2 separate regions of the Homo sapiens genome follow, and region 1 is linked to region 2. The links are chromatin contacts, found by Hi-C or POLR2A ChIA-PET in ENCODE. All regions are on one chromosome and are shown on one strand. The core of a region is the stretch at or near the end of the contact, and the rest is flanking DNA. Distances in the headings are between cores, read along the strand shown. Region 1 overlaps ASTN2 (astrotactin 2). Region 2 holds the start of PAPPA-AS2 (PAPPA antisense RNA 2).

Evidence for each region. A loop is a pair of places that touch in the nucleus more often than their neighbours do. ChIA-PET counts read pairs that join two places held with the same protein, here RNA polymerase II (POLR2A). Pooled maps may share reads with other maps.
Region 1: a loop to region 2 is called in a map of Caco-2, with 4 times the contacts of the local background. The contact joins the enhancer-like site here to the promoter of PAPPA-AS2 in region 2. A Hi-C loop is called at or near these places in 9 of 168 maps with a recorded cell type or tissue (Caco-2, IMR-90, MCF 10A and 6 more), 1 of 37 single-sample maps with no recorded cell type and 12 of 50 pooled maps. POLR2A ChIA-PET finds 5 or more read pairs at or near these places in 2 of 52 experiments (AG04450 and activated T-cell).

The regions. Positions count from the first base shown.
Region 1 is chr9:116,570,747-116,574,609 of GRCh38, reverse strand. The region is part of intron 19 of ASTN2 (astrotactin 2); the gene reads left to right. Among named protein-coding and RNA genes, the nearest start is that of ASTN2-AS1, 68 kb to the right of the region's middle. Within about 2 kb of position 2,354, at least 2 of the 41 ENCODE cell types and tissues checked have a DNase peak (open chromatin) inside an H3K27ac peak, as active enhancers do.
Region 2 is chr9:116,362,426-116,366,249 of GRCh38, reverse strand. PAPPA-AS2 (PAPPA antisense RNA 2) reads left to right here and starts at 2,574. Exons shown (of 6, transcript NR_170222.1): 1 at 2,574-2,653. PAPPA (pappalysin 1) reads right to left here. Exons shown (of 22, transcript NM_002581.5): 18 at 3,511-3,658.

The sequences.
Region 1 (3,863 bases), core at 1,105-3,604, 210 kb before region 2:
TGCCTTCCCAACAGACTAAATCCAGGCACATGTTCACAAGCACCTTCCACTGGGATCAGTGAGCTGTTTATTCAGCTTATCTCAAATGCAGGCAGCTTTCTCTTTGCATAGCTGCAATAAGCTCACCCTCAGGGCTTAGAACACAATTGAAGTGGGGTTGGGTGGAGTGGGAGACAGAAAGGGAACAGTTATGAGCAGGTCTGGGGCCTGGCACTGGCCTTTGAGTATACTGCTCACTATCTTTTAAAAAGTGATTCCTGTAGCCAAAAAAGGCCACATTTCCTACCTTTTTCCTTCTTACTTAAGGCTTGGCAAGTTAGGACCCATGGGCTGGCTGTCTGTTTTGTAGATAAAGTTTTATTGGAACACAGCCATGTCCTTTTATTTACATATTATCTATGGCTGTTTTCACACTACATGGCAATGTCAAGCACTTGCAACAGAGACTGTGTGGCTCACAAGGCAGAAAATATTTACTACCAGCTACTTCATATTTAAAAGTTGCTGACCTTTGATCTAACTAAGCTTCCTCTATCCTTCAAAGCATAGCTAAAATTCACTTCCCCTGGGAAGTTTTCCCCGATTCTCCCAGGTCTCACTCAGTCCTCTCACCTTGGATGTACAATGCCACTTCTTGTCCACATTTTTTATACCATGTTTCTCTTTTTTATATGATTTTAAAAACAATTCTAAGTACAACGTATGGCTTTGGGGACAACTGCCACATTTTATACTTTCTATAAAATCATACTCACAGGAGTTGGCAAAGTGGAAGTTGTATATGGTTTATAGAGAGGTGCCTGGTATTGAGTGTTGCTGTCACTGACCAATGCCATAACTTGGGACAAACCACTTCACTTCTCTGAGTCTCTCTTCTCATCTGTCATTTAACATGATAACATAGTACCTACCTGTGTAGGTTAGTACAAGATCCAAAGAGATTAACTAAAACAAACACACAAAAGCAAAAGCAAACAAACAAAAAACATGATTCTTGTAGTAAATAGTTATTTAATAATAACTGAATTATGCTACTTGGGGTCTTGCTTTGCCCATGTGTAAATTTAGAATTTTGTCCCATAACATTCTGGAAAAAAAATCCATTATTCATATCTTTTGTGAAATGCTGAGTACAGTCTCCTCCTTTCTTAGAAATTCATAAGACATTATCATATTAAAGGCTCTGAGATATCCCATGAGAAAAAAAATCTGTTTAACTTTATTTAATCCTGTATTTTTCAAATTTATTTGGCCACACCTTCAAATAACTATTAATGTCTCATGGGAGGTAATGTTCTGAAGAACACACTTTCGACCAATTGGGCCAAGTGGTCTTTTGGTTCACCTGGAGCTGTCATCCTGAGTTAAAGAATAGCCATTGCTTATCAGAGCCTCTTCTTTAATCACCAGCACAAGGAATGCAATGAAAACTCATGTTTTTGCATAAAATGGTGCCTTTGGTTGTGTTTCTTCTATAACGCAGGAAATAGTAAATGTGTATATTCTCAAACCCCACGATATTAGCCATGCAGGCTGTTGGATGTTCTGCCTCCTGATGTGTGTGTGTGTATATATGTGTGTGTGTGTGTGTGTGTGCATGTACCCACATGTGTGCACGCATGTACCCACATGTGTGCACACAGCACCTTTCTCTTCCTCTTGAGGCTGTCAGAGTCACGCACCTGGGGCATTACAAGTCCTGGGTACCTCTATAACTATTCCCTTTCTTCTCACAAGAGTGCCTTTGACCTCTTTCTGTTAAATCCCCTAGAAACATTTCAGTCCTCCCTCTTTCTGGAACTGGAACCCTTGGGTCTCCACCTTGGGTCCCTGCTGCAAAGGGGAAATTGGGGTCTTGGGAAATTATTCCCAAGGGAAAGCGTGAAGTCATTGGGTAAGCATAGATTTGAGATTCTGACTTCCTCAAACATAAATTGGGAATAGCTGACCCTTTCACCAGTGAGGGCTAGCACACATTTTGTTGGCTTATGCCCATGGGGCTGAGACCCAAGTAGGCGGTCAGGGAAGCCTTCCTCACCATCTGCTTAAGACGCATCTGCCGAATACTCAGTATCTCAGTGCACTTATTCACACCCTCTTTCATTCTCCAAAACATCTCGCTTTCAACGGCAAATTATAGGCGACCCTACCCATTCCTCTCCTAAAGTCCCTTATTAAGAAGGCTGGAAGTCTCAGGGGTGAGCAGCAAGGGAAAGAGGAAGTCTGTTTCCAGTGGTGTTCATGGCCCATACAGCCAACAGAGGGCGCTCCCACACCACGCAACACTGGGGTCCAAGGATCCAGGCAGGCCCTGGGGAAGGCGGCCAGCTGACCTTTCTCCAGGCTGTTCTTGGGTTGCCAGAGCAGCGGAGGTGTCAGCTGAGAGTGGTCACAGCCTGGGGAGGAGAAGGCAGGGAGAGAGGCTGGGGCACCCGAAGGGGAGGAGGAGCTGGCAGGGAAAACACACAGACACATTTCACAGAGGCAGAGACACAGGGGAACACACAGAATATGCAGTTGTACCTACAAACAACAAATGCAACATACCCCACACAGACACAGCATGCAGCCAGGGGATTTAGAGAAATCATATAGGGTGCAGACTCACAAATGAATGCAATCCATCCCATACAGGTATACACAATGCAGTCACCTCAGCCAGCTAAACAAAAACAAAGGCAACACACAGATACCAACACATATAAACATGCATGTGAGCACATCACCCAACAGGGACATTCAAGCTATGTGCAGCCAACGAAAGGCAGATAACAAAGAGACACGGTCACACACACACGGGAAGCACACAGACACATACAGTAGATCCACAACACATACAAAGTTACACACCATGGGGATAGCATGCCACGCACAGACAACACACAGCTTGTACTCAACACATGACAGATGCCTCAAGAGGCGTATCATAGATAAACAGCACAGGCACACAGATGCGTAAACATAGCCACCTTCCCACAGGCATACTGTAAAGATATACATACCGTGTGCCACATGGATCCACCCAGCACAAACAGACACAGACACATTAGATGGCATCCACTCACGTAGCACCCACAGCACAGCACACACCAAATACTCACACTCACCGTATGGACATAACTCCACATGGATCAAAAGCACTTGTAATTCAGTAAATGTTTCTAAAAGAGAAAAGAGGGAGAGGCCAGAAATAGGGAAAGAGAAAGGGTTGTGAAAGATGGAAAAAGAGACAGAATAGAAGAAAAGTGAGAAGACCCAGGGAAGGAGGGCTGGAGTCCAGATTGAGTGCTCAGCTTGGTCTCTTTCCCCTCTCTGCCTCGGTCATGATAGCAAAGAACAAGGTGATTTCAGGTGGCTCCCTTGGGGAAACCACATAGACTTGATGGCTACAGTAGGAGCTGATGGTGCCCCAGGGAGAGGAAACCACCAGCGTGGGGCCAGGGATTGTGCCTCAGTCTCATCTGGGGCAGTGGCACCGAATCATATCTGAGTCCTTGCAGCTTCCATTTCATCTCCAGGGAGATCAGCTCCAATCTTCCCCATCTCATTTAATCCTGACCTGTGAGTGTCTTACTGTTCATATCTGACTTTCTCTAGGCAGCAAATGTTGCAAAGAAACAATTACCAAAACTCTCAGGATGTATCTCCTTCTTCCTTTTAAAAATATACCTTTTTTAAAAAATAAAAGGAGAACATGTGAGTGATCCTAACAGAGCTTGTTCTGCCAGAAAAGACAGGACAGGTCAGGATGGTACAGGATTCAGCAAAGGTTGCTTATTATGTAACTAAACAAATAAAACTTACTTGGAATCACAGGATTTTGAGTGAAACAGATTCAGATGAGCACACTTTCTCAAGCAACC
Region 2 (3,824 bases), core at 1,325-3,824:
GTCATCTGAAAAATCAAGCCTAGTCCATGGAAAGTACTCAGTACCCCAAAGAGGCATTTATTCATGTGGGCAAAGAAACAACCTGTCAGAATCTGACTAGGCCTGAAAGAGGCCATTTCTCTTAGTATCGAAACCACCCTCCAAACACTAGGAGCAAGTCAACTCTTTTCTTTAAATATCCTATTCTATTAGCTATTTTAAAGTCCCCCCTTCCAAATATACATATGTATGTATTAGCTATTTCAGAGGCCCCCTTCCAAATATACATATGTACATGACACCCGTTTCACAGGTTGGAGAGCCAAAAGGCACAAAGCTCAGGGCACAAAGCTGGTGAGGAGAGAGCCACATCTCTAATTCCAGGCCCCACAATCGATAACAGTGCAGCCACACAGAGAGAGGAGAGAAGGAGGCAGCCATCGAAACAGGAGAGATGGTGAGAGGCCAGAGGAGAGACAAGAAATGGGGATAACACAGACAAAAATGATGAGTGATGAGAATAAGGAGCAAAAATCCCTAAGCAGTCAGAGAAACTGCTTATGGAGTGTGCTTTATCATGAGACCAGTTCTAAAGGAGTTTTTAGGGAGCAAAGATGAGACAAGGCTGTGATAATAAAATCCTTTTGAAAAAAAAAAATGCAGCCTCTGAGAAATAGACAAAGGCTATCTTATCCCAAGAGAGGAAAAAAAAAAAAAAACGGTTGTCAAAACAGGAGACACTTGCTGTCCTATGCAGCGGTCATGTCTTAATTTCTCTTTCTCCGCGTCTCCCTCCCCCAGGCTCTCCTCCCCTACCCCAGCTCTGGGGCTTTAGGACCAGGCTGCTGTGTTGTGATATATGAGCCATTATTGGCATCCTTACAGAGTGGTGATCTCACCAGGCCTCCGCGTCTCCTTCCCGGGAGGCGCGGGGAGGGTGGCAGCCCTGGTGGCAGCAGCAGCAACTTTCTGAGGGCTCATAACTGCCACAGAAGCCTCCCCAGGTGGCCTGGGGGAGGCACGCAGGGGGAGCTGGTCTGGGTGACTCCAGAATGTGCCCTCCAGCCCCCAAGCCCGACACATATCTCACCCCTGCTTATAAGGCCAGTGATCAAATCCCTCTCCTTGGCAAAGTGGATTCTCCTCAGGGAAGGGCTCAGCCTGGGAGGTGGAAGTCAGGCGCATTTGGAGGAAAGCGAGGATACAGCTGGGGCTGAGGAGTGGATGAGCAAAAACTGCTCTCCTGCCTTGTTTCTCATTCTCACCCTCAGTCTTCCTGTCTCCCTATGTGGCTTTTTCTCTCTGATCTCCTCCAGTGTCCCTATGCACTCATCATCTGCCCTGGATTATCACATTTATAAGATGGACATCTGGGTGCCAGCCGTGGGGACTTGGGGTACAGGAAAGGAGTTAATTCAGGCTGCAATATCATATAGATTTCTTTCCCTTTCTGCTTTGACCATGAAAACACTCAGTGGGTAAAGAAATACCACCCTCCCACCCCTTCCCCTCTTTCTCCACTGTTCTGATGGAGAGAAGACAGCCAGGTATCGTACTCATTTGCGTACAGTTGAGACATCTGAATAAAATATGTAAATGCGTCTGTGAGGTTTGTTTGCCTTTTGTGCGTCTTTCTGTGTGTTTGATATGTTTTGGGACATAAAATGTGTTTGTGTTTGTTGAAGTATGAGATTTGTATGTATTGCATGTGAGTGCTGTGTATAGGTTTATGTGCTACCTGTGTGTGTATGTGTTTGTGAGAGTGATGCATTTGTGTGGTATTTGGCTGATGTGTAGGTGTTAGGCATGAGCTTACTATATGATGTGTGTGTTTGGGGCTGTTTGTTTATGAAGCATTTCAGCATGTGGCATGCGTTTATGTATGCACGTGTGAATGTATTTGAATGTGTCAGTGGGTATAGATATGCAGCAAATTTGTTTCTGTAGGTTTTCCCTAAAGGTCACTTAATTAGGCTTTTTCTCACAGAGCCACTCAATGCCAGTTAAGAGTATGAATGAATATTCACTTGCATATTCTGATTGAGCTGGAGGTTGGGACCCCATCACAGACATACTTGTTCAGGACCACGCACACCTATCAGGAATGATGGAAAGGAGAAAGTGTTGGCCTTGGGATGGTGCAGCCCATGCTGCTCACCATGGCAATACTTGTTGCCCAACCTTCTAGAATGCCTATATTAGCAGGTCCTATAAGATCCCATCTCTCTGCAACACTCCTGGTCAGCATCTCATGAATTGGTGGCTGTATAAGATCTTAAAGTACCTTCCAAACCATCAGCGAGAGCAATCATGTGTTTTGGTGTTTTCTGACCCATGCAGGAGCCAGTGTCCTGGGCTAAACACAAGAGTGCTGATTCCCACTGTAAGTTACAGTGAAGAACTTCTGCTATCTGAGGGCATGTGTTTTCATCTTCAAAAAAGGATGGACAGTCCCCATGAACCTTCCCTCTCCAACCACACAGGCCTTGCTTCTGGACATGCAGTGATAACTCTCTGTTTGCTGGATGAAGATCATGTTGGCTCTATGCACATTCAGATAACCTTCTACACCAGACACCCCTGGTGATTGCTCTATAAATCATATTGGCCAGGAGAAAGGATGTTCAGTTCCCTAGGCTTTTCATCATGGTCAATTAGGGAATCAGCCCAAAAGGTCAGCATCACTGCCCTTAAATGAGGTCACACTCCATGCACTCTGAGTACCCCGGAAAGCTGTGGTGCTGGTGATTAATGCATGTGTCCAGACACCTGGTTTCAACGAGGCAAATCCCTGGCATACAATCCCAGCTTGTCTCTTCTCACTGTGTGTATTTCTCGAGCTGGCCTGTCACCATGCAAAGAGTATTTTGAAAATGCAGTTTATGCTCATCTTGGATGCAGCTGAGATGCCATGGAAAGAAGTCAGACTTTGGAATAGGATGGGTCTCAGGATTTGGGAGCATGTTCCATTATCCCCTCAAGTTTTGATTCCCTCATCTGTTAAAGGTTATTGTGAGGATAAGATATAATGCCTTTCAAGTGCTTGATGAAGGGCCTGAACTATATCAGGTACTCATGAATGTTTAGTATGATGCAAATTTCAAGATTAATAATAAAAGAAGCTGCACCAGACTGCTATTGCTTCCCTAAATGTGATGTGTGCTTTCATAACTCCTGCTCCTCAGCCACAGAGTTTCTTCTGCCTGCAATAGCATTTCTTCCCCGACAAGCTTTTTCAAATCCCCAAGTAAGCATCCCTTCCTGTGGGAGTCTTCTGTGTCCCCACCAGGCACCTGACAGCTTTTCTGTATTCTGTTGTAACTGTGCACACTCACCCACCATTGTGTCACCATATCCCTGTCCCTGACCCTCTTTCTGGGAGGACATGGTCTACACTAATTCATCTCTCTTTCTGTAGTGCCTACGCAGGAACTCATGTGGCCAGGGTGTTCAATGACCCACCCAGGCATTAGCCCTGCATTGCTGGAAGGAATTGCCCCTCCTACTGCTCCCCTCTCGGGCCCATCATACCTATGGCATAGCCATCAGGGCACTGCAGTTTGAGGTTGCTGTTGAGCTCGTTTGGAACCGAGCACTGGCCTTGCATCTCCTGGCAGACATGGAAGGAGCCGTTCCAGGTGCCATCTTTCCGGCAATGAATGACATTGCTCCCAAGTCCCTGAACAACAGAGAAACAGAGTTAGGACCAAGAGAGACACCAGCCCCAATTGAATAAGCTATTCTGAATACAACAGAAAAGAATTTTTCATCTCTCCAGAGCTCTGAAGTGTTCCAAAACAATTTCTTAACAATGGTTGAAACTCAACCACCCTGAAAGAGGGGTA